2 separate regions of the Homo sapiens genome follow, and region 1 is linked to region 2. Evidence: chromatin contacts called from ENCODE Hi-C or POLR2A ChIA-PET data. All regions are on one chromosome and are shown on one strand. The core of a region is the stretch at or near the end of the contact, and the rest is flanking DNA. Distances in the headings are between cores, read along the strand shown.

The links. A loop is a pair of places that touch in the nucleus more often than their neighbours do. ChIA-PET counts read pairs that join two places held with the same protein, here RNA polymerase II (POLR2A). Pooled maps may share reads with other maps.
Region 1: POLR2A ChIA-PET joins it to region 2 with 14 read pairs in activated T-cell. The contact joins two enhancer-like sites. A Hi-C loop is called at or near these places in 1 of 168 maps with a recorded cell type or tissue (CD4-positive, alpha-beta memory T cell) and 11 of 50 pooled maps. POLR2A ChIA-PET finds 5 or more read pairs at or near these places in 6 of 52 experiments (AG04449, Caco-2, Panc1 and 3 more).

The regions. Positions count from the first base shown.
Region 1 is chr9:133,197,967-133,202,516 of GRCh38, forward strand. No RefSeq gene overlaps it. Among named protein-coding and RNA genes, the nearest start is that of OBP2B, 9.0 kb to the right of the region's middle. RefSeq lists an enhancer at 2,050-2,771. Within about 2 kb of position 1,870, at least 8 of the 41 ENCODE cell types and tissues checked have a DNase peak (open chromatin) inside an H3K27ac peak, as active enhancers do.
Region 2 is chr9:133,132,576-133,136,945 of GRCh38, forward strand. It overlaps a transcript of RALGDS not described here. Among named protein-coding and RNA genes, the nearest start is that of RALGDS, 14 kb to the left of the region's middle. RefSeq lists enhancers at 135-679, 1,394-1,683. Within about 2 kb of position 3,041, at least 31 of the 41 ENCODE cell types and tissues checked have a DNase peak (open chromatin) inside an H3K27ac peak, as active enhancers do.

The DNA.
Region 1 (4,550 bases), core at 620-3,119, 64 kb after region 2:
TATTTAACGGAGATATTCAGAAACAAATGGATGAAGTAGAGAAAAATATTTGAGAGTGTAAGATGTAAGTAACATGATCAGTTAAGTTCATCTAATAGGTGTTTGTGGAAATATGCAACTACCAAAACCCACAAATTAAGTTCAAGCACATGAGAAATGTTTGCAAAAACTTTTCAGCCATGTATCAGAAAGGAACTATCAACAGATTCCCATAGACAGTGTATACTCTTAGGATTACAAAGGAACTTATGAACTACTGAGAAATGAATAACAGTGACAGCAATCTCTATCAACATTTGTTGGATGCAGCTAAAGGTGTCCTTTGTTGCACTCAGAAAATTACAGACATAAGCATTAGAAACATAAAACATGGAAATATGGCCGAGCGCGGTGGCTCACGCCTGTAATCTCAGCACTTTGGGAGGTCGAGGCAGGTGGATCACTTCAGGCCAGGAGTTCAAGACCAGCCTGGCTAACATGGTGAAATCCTGCCTCTACTAAAAAAAAAAAAATACAAAAATTAGCCGGGCATGGTGGTGGGCACCTGTAATCCCAGCTACTCAGGAGGCTGACGCAGGAGAATCTCTTGAACCCAGGAAGCAGAGGTTGCCGTGAGCCAAGATCATGTCACTGCACTCCAGCCTGGGGCGACAGAGCAAGACCCTGTCTCAAAAAAAAAAAAAAAAAAAAAAAAAAAAAAGAAACATATAACATACAAATAAATGAACCAAGTGTTCAAATCAATATTAAAAATAATAACAGAGCAGGGCAGGAGCAGTGGCTCATGCCTGTAATCCCAGCACTTTGGGAGGCTGAGGCGGGTGGATCACTTGAGGTCAGGAGTTCAAGACCAGCCTGGCCAACATGGTGAAACTCCGTCTCTACTAAAAATACAAAAATTAGGCCTGGTGCAGTGGCTCACGCCTGTAATCCCAAGCACTTTGGGAGGCCGAGGCAGGCGGATCACAAGGTCAGGAGTTCCAGACCAGCCTGGTCAACATGGTGAAACCCCATCTCTACTTAAAATACAAAATAAATAAATAAATAAATAAATAAATAAGCCGGGCGTGGTGGTACTTAAAATACAAAATAAATAAATAAATAAATAAGCCGGGCGTGGTGGCGGGCACCTGTAATTCCGGTTACTCAGGAGGCTGAGGCAGGAGAATCGCTTGAACCTGGGAGGCGGAGGTTGCAGTGAGCGAGATGGCCCCACTGTATTCCAGCCCGGGCGACAGTGTGAGACTCTGTCTCAAAAAAAAAAACCCACGAAAACAAAAATTAGCCAAGCGTGGTGGCCCTCTCCTGTAGTCCCAGCTACTTGGGAGGCTGAGGGAGGAGAATCACTTGAACCCGGGAGGCGGAGGTTGCAGTGAGCTGAGATGGCGCACCGCACTCCAGCCTGGGGGACAGAGTGAGACTCCGTCTCAATAAACAAACGAACAAATAACAGAGCAAAACCAAAATGCCAAGGGAACGTGAGACAGGAGTGCGAGCTGGGAGTCGGCACACGGAGAGGCAGAGACACTCCTCGGAGGCAGAAGCTGGTTCCTTATAGAGATGGAAAGAAAGAAATGGACTCTGGGGAGACTGGAGAAGAACAGAAACACAGGAGGCAGAAATAAATACTGCGGATGGAAGCAGAGACAAAACAAAATGTAAGCTGCTCCAAATCGGCGGCGGAGCGAGTTCTGGAAGAGCGGCGGTGTGGGAACCTCCGGTGCCTTCCTCTCCCAGCTGCAGCTGCGTTCCCAGGCAGGCCTCCCGGGAGCCAGGGACGGAGGCCCAGGACTCCGCCAGGGGTGGGTCCGTTCCCCTTCTTGGAGGGAGTGTGACCCACAGGCCCCACGGAAAGGCAGTGCCACTCCCGTGACATTCCACAAGGCCCCGCTGGCCGGCCCCTGGCCTGCCCCCAGAGAACTGCTCGCAGGCAATGATGCCCTGCAGCCTGAGACCTGGGCACCCCGGCCTTTGCCCCAAGGAGGCTGGGGATAGAAGGGCTTCCTCCAGGATTCTCTGCAGGAGATGAGCAAAACGTCCGCAGAGCCAGTGACTGCGGGACCCACGACAATCTCAGGTCACGCCTGCCGGGAGAAGCAGCACCTGGACCTGAGCCCGGGGACGGGCAAAGGAACGCAGCTCGTGAGTGGCCCAGAGAGCGGGAACCAGAGCGCCCCGACGGCAGCGGAAGCCACCGCGGGCGCCAAACCAGTAACGCGCCCCTTGAGGACAGGAGGCCACGGCGCAAAAGCAGACTGGGCTCGGAAACACGTGCTTTACAAATGGGGAAATGAGTGAGACGATGCAGGAGAGACCGCAACCAGACGTAAAAGGTGAAGACCACCGCGAAGAGGAAGCTCTCAGCCAGAGCTGAGTGAGAGCCCGCGGGCGGGAGGGGGCCGGGCGCGCGGGAGCCTTCCCTGCAAACCCCGGGCGTTCCAGGAGCAGGGAGGCACACGGATGGAGGACAGGAGACCAAGAATGGCATAAAATTTCTCCGAGCAGAAGGAACGCCGCAGAGTGTGAGCGTGAGATTGCTAGCGCTCACAAATTCAGGCAAGGCAGGTGAGGAGAGACACAGGCCTGCGCATCCTGGAAAGCTCTTGGACTTAAAAGATGAAAATAAATGATCCTGGAAAGATCTCGAAAGATCAAGAATATAAAGCGCTTTTGTTTGTTTGTTTTTAATAAAACGAACCCCTAAACGCACACAGAAAGGAAGAACAAGCATCCATGGATTGTTCGGAGAAAAAGGTTGATATCCAAGAATGCGGTACCAGGCCAGGAACGGAAGAAAGTGAAGTGACCTGGGGGGAGGCGAGCGCTGATCCGAGGAGAGGAGCCAATGAGAGGCACTCACCAGGCAAGCGGGTGGGCGGGGGCCTGGCGCTGAGCACAGACAAGTCCAAGGGAAGATGCATAGGAGCTGATCGTGCAGAGATGGCAGCAAGTGGCAACGGAATCCCCCTGCATTGACAATAAACCTCCAGGAATCCCCCTGCATTGAGAGAATAAACCTCCCGGCTCTGGTTCTGTTCCGTGTCTGTTAGCGGGGTTTAGGGGTGAGTTAGGGAGAGGGCACTGCCACCAGCCCTCGGATATATTTCTCCTGCTGTTCACTATGTGTAATAGACAAACACCAACAAGAAGAGAAGAGGCCAGGCACAGTCGGTGGCTCATGACTGGAATTCAGGCACTTTGGGAGGCCAAGGTAGGAGGATCATCTGAGCCTAGGAGTTTGAGACCAGCCTGAGCAACGTTGGGAGTTTCTGTCTCTAAGAAAAAAAAAAATTACCTGGGCATAGTGGTGCACACCTGTAGTGGCAGCTACTCAGGAGGCTGAGCTACTCAGGATTGCCTGAGCCTGAGATATCAAGGCTACAGTGAGCTGTGATTGTACTACTGCACTCCAGCCTAGGCAACAGAGAAGGACAGTGTCTCATAAAAGAAAAAAAAAGAGGAGAAAAGCTTCCCAGACCTGCCCACACCATGGTGTCCAACAGGTGGCTGGGACCCCATGTCCTCCGGTCAGCTCTCACCAGGGCCTCATGGGACCTTCCTGCTGGGGGCTGATCTGAAATGCCCTGCTTCTTCAGACGGCTGAGGGTTTCTGCCCACCCAACCTTTGGCAATGCCAGGCGAGACAGGCACCTGCAGCCCCACCGTCACTGGCATCCTCTGGGCAGGTGCTCAGCGTTCCTTAGGGCCCAGGAGCAAGCCAGACGCCGCCTTTACTTTTGCAGGCAAAATAGAACTTTTTAAACTTCTGCCCATCTCTCTTTTGCACATACAGTATGATAGTCTTGCTAACCTACTGCCAGATGAGTGAATCTGCCTATCACCAAGCAACAGGTGCACTGTCCCATGAGAGGGATGGGGGTGGACGTACAGAACTCCAGGGTTCTCTGGGCACCCTCTGGTGCTTCCAGGCCTGTGAATTGGCACAGCAGGACCACAGACCTCCAAGGTGCCCACCTGGGGGCTCAGAACCCTGGCGGGGAAGGTCAGTGCTATCCCACCGGAGAAGAGACCTAGTCTAGCTGAGCCCCTGGCCAGCGGCAAGGAGGAAAGGATGAACATCAGCCACGCCTGGCACTGACTGCCACAGCCAGAGCCTCGCCCAGCCCAAGAATGTTTCTGTTCTAAGACTTTTTTCTTTTTTGTATTTTAGAAATTATCACAGGCAAATGTCACCTTGAAGACCCGGTGGCAGCAAAGTGTGAGCTCAGTGTGGGGCATGAGTGTTCTGAAGCTGCCAGGGGTGGACTGCAGTGGGTGCCATGGGGGCTGTCATAGCCCTTGGTTCTTGCTATTGCAGGCCACGCTGGCCACGTTTCCACCGCAGTGTCCTCAGCTCCTCTCTGGAGGGGTCGTCTTTCCACCTAAGCCGCCCTGCCCTGCAGCAGCGGGAAGTGCCAGGAATAAGTGCCCCATGGAAGCATCCCCATCCCGTGACCGGCTGGAGCTGGTCTAAAACATGGCAGCGCCAGGGACTGAGCCCCAGTTGGTCGCAAGTGGTCACCTTGATGCTGGACCCTTCACCAGTGGCC
Region 2 (4,370 bases), core at 1,791-4,290:
TGCGCATGTTTGGTTGGGTGGGGGGCTTAAAGAGGCCCTGGAAAGAAGCGCTCAACTTTCTTTTTTTCTTTTTTTTTTGTTTGAGACGGAGTCTCGCTCTGTCACCCAGGCTGGAGTGCAGTGGCGCCATCTCGGCTCACTGCAACCTCCGACTCCCGGGTTCAAGCGAGTCTCCTGTCTCAGCCTCCCGAGTAGCTGGGATAACAGGCATGCGGCACCACGCCCAGCTAATTTTTGTATTTTTAGTAGAGATGGGGTTTTACATGTTGGCCAGGATGGTCTCAAACTCCTGACGTCGAGATCCGCCCGCCTTGGCCTCCCAAAATGCTGGGATTACAGGCGTGAGCCACCGTGCCTGGCCAGAAGCGCTCAACTTTCATAGTGGGGGTGGGGGACCAGTAGGGAAGTGGCAGGGAACCAGGCCACCCTGCTGGTGTGTTTGTGAGCTAATGCCTTTGCTTGGACAAGCAGCTCCCGGGTACCAGGCCCTCTGCAGGGCCTTGCATCTCTCACACAAGCTTTCTGTGCTATTCTTGAATAGCCCACTCCAGCCCAGCTTCCCAAGCCTGTTACCCCCATATCTCCCCTGCCCCCACCTCCAGCACAGGTCAGCCTGGCCTCAGGGCCTAATCCTGGGGCTCCTCCTTTCGGAGCCAGGGTGGGCAGGGCTACCCGGGGCAGTGGGCACTGAGCTTGCTGGAAAGGCCATCGAGGGACTGCTGACACAGTCAGGCTGCAGGAGGAGCAGCACCAGCTGCCACGCAGAAATGCAGGAGTCCCGAGGAGGTGGTGCTGGCAGGAGGGGAGCAGCAGGGCCATGCACCCCTCCTCCCACCCACGTGGTCCCTGGCCCTGCCTCTGCCGCCAGCCTGGGGGAGAGCAGGGTCTTTGTTCCCTGCTGGCCAGGCCGCCACGTGATGCGCCACATCACTGTCACTGCCTGGAACGAAGACTGCCATGGACAGCCGAGGCGCTGGGGCCTGGGGGTGAGGCCAGTTGGAGGAGCTCCACCTGCAGCCTCCCCACCGCAACTCTGGCTGCCTTCAGGAGCTGGGCCTAGTGAGGGCCATACATGGCACAAACATTTCCAGCTACTGTGCATGAAGCTTACGACGACCCTGACCCCAGGCTTCTCCCAGGACACACGACCTACCAGTGGTCCCACGATGCTCTGCCCAGCACGCCGGGTGGCCTGGGATAATGCACCTGGCCACACACACAAGCCCAGGCTAGCAAAACCCAACCCACAGGCACCTTTCTAGGTAGGGGCAGGCCCTGGCTGGGTGTGAGGCCCATTGTTTACAAACACTGTGCAGCTGTCGCTAGGAGCTGTGACTCAGAGCCAGAGCAGTGACTCCTCGCGAAGCTGTTTACTCGGCACCACATCCTGTCCAGGAAGCAGATAGCAGAGGCCGAGGCCTGGCTTTTGCTCCTCTTTCCTGCTGCTAACTTGACTCAGGGAGCTGCTGGCCAGACTCGGTGTCCAGCTGGGGGGACACTCCAGCTCCCCTCCCCCTGGCTTCTGGGAACCTGAGGCCCCGTCAAGTCGCTCAACACACATTCAGGCCCAGCCGGCTCTGCTAGGTAGTGATGCTGTGGTCGTGCAGGAGACAGATCCTGCCCCTGGAGGCTGCACCTATGCCTGGCATCCCCTCCCTCTTTGGCTCTGACTAGGAGACTCCCAGGGACGGGGGCATCACTGACACCTGTCACTGTGCAGCCCAGAGGCAAATTCTTGCCACGTTCAGAAGCCTGGCAGGCAGGATCAACTCCTGACACCCCTTCGTACCCTAGAGCCTAGTCTGGCGCCGCCTTTAGCACACCTCAATGGGGACAAAGCACTTTTCCAGACAGCCTCTGCCAGAAAGATGAGGCCACAGTCATCATCTCTGTTGTAAAACTGAGAAAACTGAGGCCCAGAGAGGGCGAACAACTTGCCTGATGTCACACAGCGTGTCAGTGCCAAGGCAGGGTGTAAGTCCGGCCCCCAAGGCTGCTTGCTTTCCTCTACTCTGTTCCAAATTAAGGATCACAAGTAGATTTGTTCCAGGCAGCACACAGACTTGACGCTGCTGGGACCCTGTCCCTGGGGTGGGTGGTCTGTCCCCTGTAGGAGGCCTAGGCTGGGGACTCTGACTTCCATTTCTGCTGATCACTGCTGCCTCCAACCTGGCGCCTAAACCAGAGTCAACAACCCTCTGATAATTTCTACTACGCACTGCCATGCCAATGCGGGTATCATTTCACCATCATGATATGTGACGCAGGTTTTGCAGGTGAGTTTGAGGATGAAGCTCAGAGATGGCACAAAGCTCATCCAAAGCCACACAGCAGAGCAGGGCTTCCAATCCTGTCTGACTCTCAGGTTTGCGCTCCCAGTCACTCCTTCCTGCAAACTCCTAGCAGGAAGACTCTTTATGACTTTTCATAAAGAGTCAAAGGTGATTTTATCCTCACGGTGCCCTTCTAAGTTCAGGGTGCAAGTATCTCAATGACCTCCAGTTCACAGGAGGGCCCCTGTGTGTGGTGGGGAGGCAGAGCCGCAGAATGACTTGTGGAAGGCTACACACCCCAGTGGGGAGGACCTTTCCCCTGCTCCAGGCTAGGGAGACCCGGGGACTCCCAGGAGCAGCAGAGCCACAGGACACACCTGCCAAGGCATGTGGAAGGTGGGCCACCCTGGAGTGGGGAGAGAAAGGCAAAGAGGGGCTGTGCTTATTTTGGCAGTTGGGGCTTGGCACCACCCCAGGCAGGACAGTAATTCAGCAACTGGCTGATTCACCCACCGCAGGGCTCCCCTGCACTGGCTGCCTGCCCGCCGGCCCCTATTACCAGCCCACTGAGTCACGCAGGTTGCCAAGAAGCTGAGGATCCAAGAATCCAGGCCCTGCCCCAGCCGCTCCCATTGGCTTTGAGCCCAGCAGGACCCAGCCCTGCCAAGGGCACCGCAGCTCCCCTCCCCAACCCTGCCTGCCCCCAGGTCCAGCTCCAGGAGGAACCCAACGTCTAACTGTAAGGATCCAAGCAGTGGCTGGGAGCTGGGGCCTACAGTGTCAGGAGTCTTGGGCCAAACCCTCATCCTGTCACTTCCTGGCTGGGTGGAGCTGGGTGAGCCAGGCAGGTTCCTTTCCCTTGCTGAGCCTTGGTTCTAGCCCATCAACAGGGAACATCTCTGCCTCAAAAAGACTGCATGCTGAAATGAAACACTGGATGGGAAGCACTCAAGATAGGGCCTGGCACATGCTCCGTGTCAAAAAAATGGCACCCCAAGGTGGCATCCTCTGCAGGGAAGAACCAGAGTTCTTATTTTGAATTCAAGGCCAGCTGATACTTCTGTAAAATGCAGGTGAAATGTTGCAGCAATGTCAACTGCCATAGAGTTTCTAAACAATGTCCATTTCTCTACTGAAGGAGATGAGGATCAGTAACAGAGTTTGTAGCCTGCACTGTCTGCAGACCACAGAGAGGGCCCGGGGCACAACTATATTCACACAGCCAGACCACGCGAATTTACTGAACACCTACTAGGTGCCGGGCACTATTCAAGTGCCAGCGATAGACCAGGGAAAAACACAACACATAAAAATCACCTTTGGCCTAGGTCATAATAAGTAAAATGCATTTTTGAAAATAAGAATGCTCCAGAAGGCAAAAACAGAACAGGGAAGGCTGATGGGGCCCATGGGGCAGGAGCAGGTGCTACAACTGCAGACAGGCCAGGAGGGCTGAGGGGGCAGCGCGGGTATGGATGGAAGGAGGGACATTAAAACATTTCACCTTGGCCGGGCGCGGTGGCTCACGCCTGTAATCCCAGCACTTTGGGAGGCCAAGGCAAGTGAATCACTTGAGCTCAGGAGTTCGAGACCAGCCTGGTCAATGTGGTGAAACCCTGCATCTACTAAAAATACAAAAAAACTAGCTCGGGTGCGGTGGCTCACGCCTGTAATCCCAGCACTTTGGGAGGCCGAGGCGGGTGGATCATGAGGTCAGGAGTTCAAGACCAGCCTGGCTAACATGGTGAAACCCTGTTTCTACTAAAAATACAAAAATTAGCCAGGCGTGGTGGCGGCGCCTGTAACCCCAGCTACTCGGGAGGCTGAGGCAGAGAACTGCTTGAACCTGGGAGGCAGAGGTTGCAGTGACCAAGATCGTGCCACTGCACTCCAGCCTGGGCGACAGAGCAAGACTCCATCTCAAAAACAAACAAAAAAACTAGCTGGGCATGGTGGTGCGTGCCTGTAATCCCAGCTACTCAGGAGGCTGAGGCAGGAGACTGGCTTAAATCCAGGAGGTGGAGGTTGCAGTGAGCTGAGATAGCACCACTGCATACTCCAGCCTAGGCGACAGAGCAAGACTTCGTCTCAAAAAAC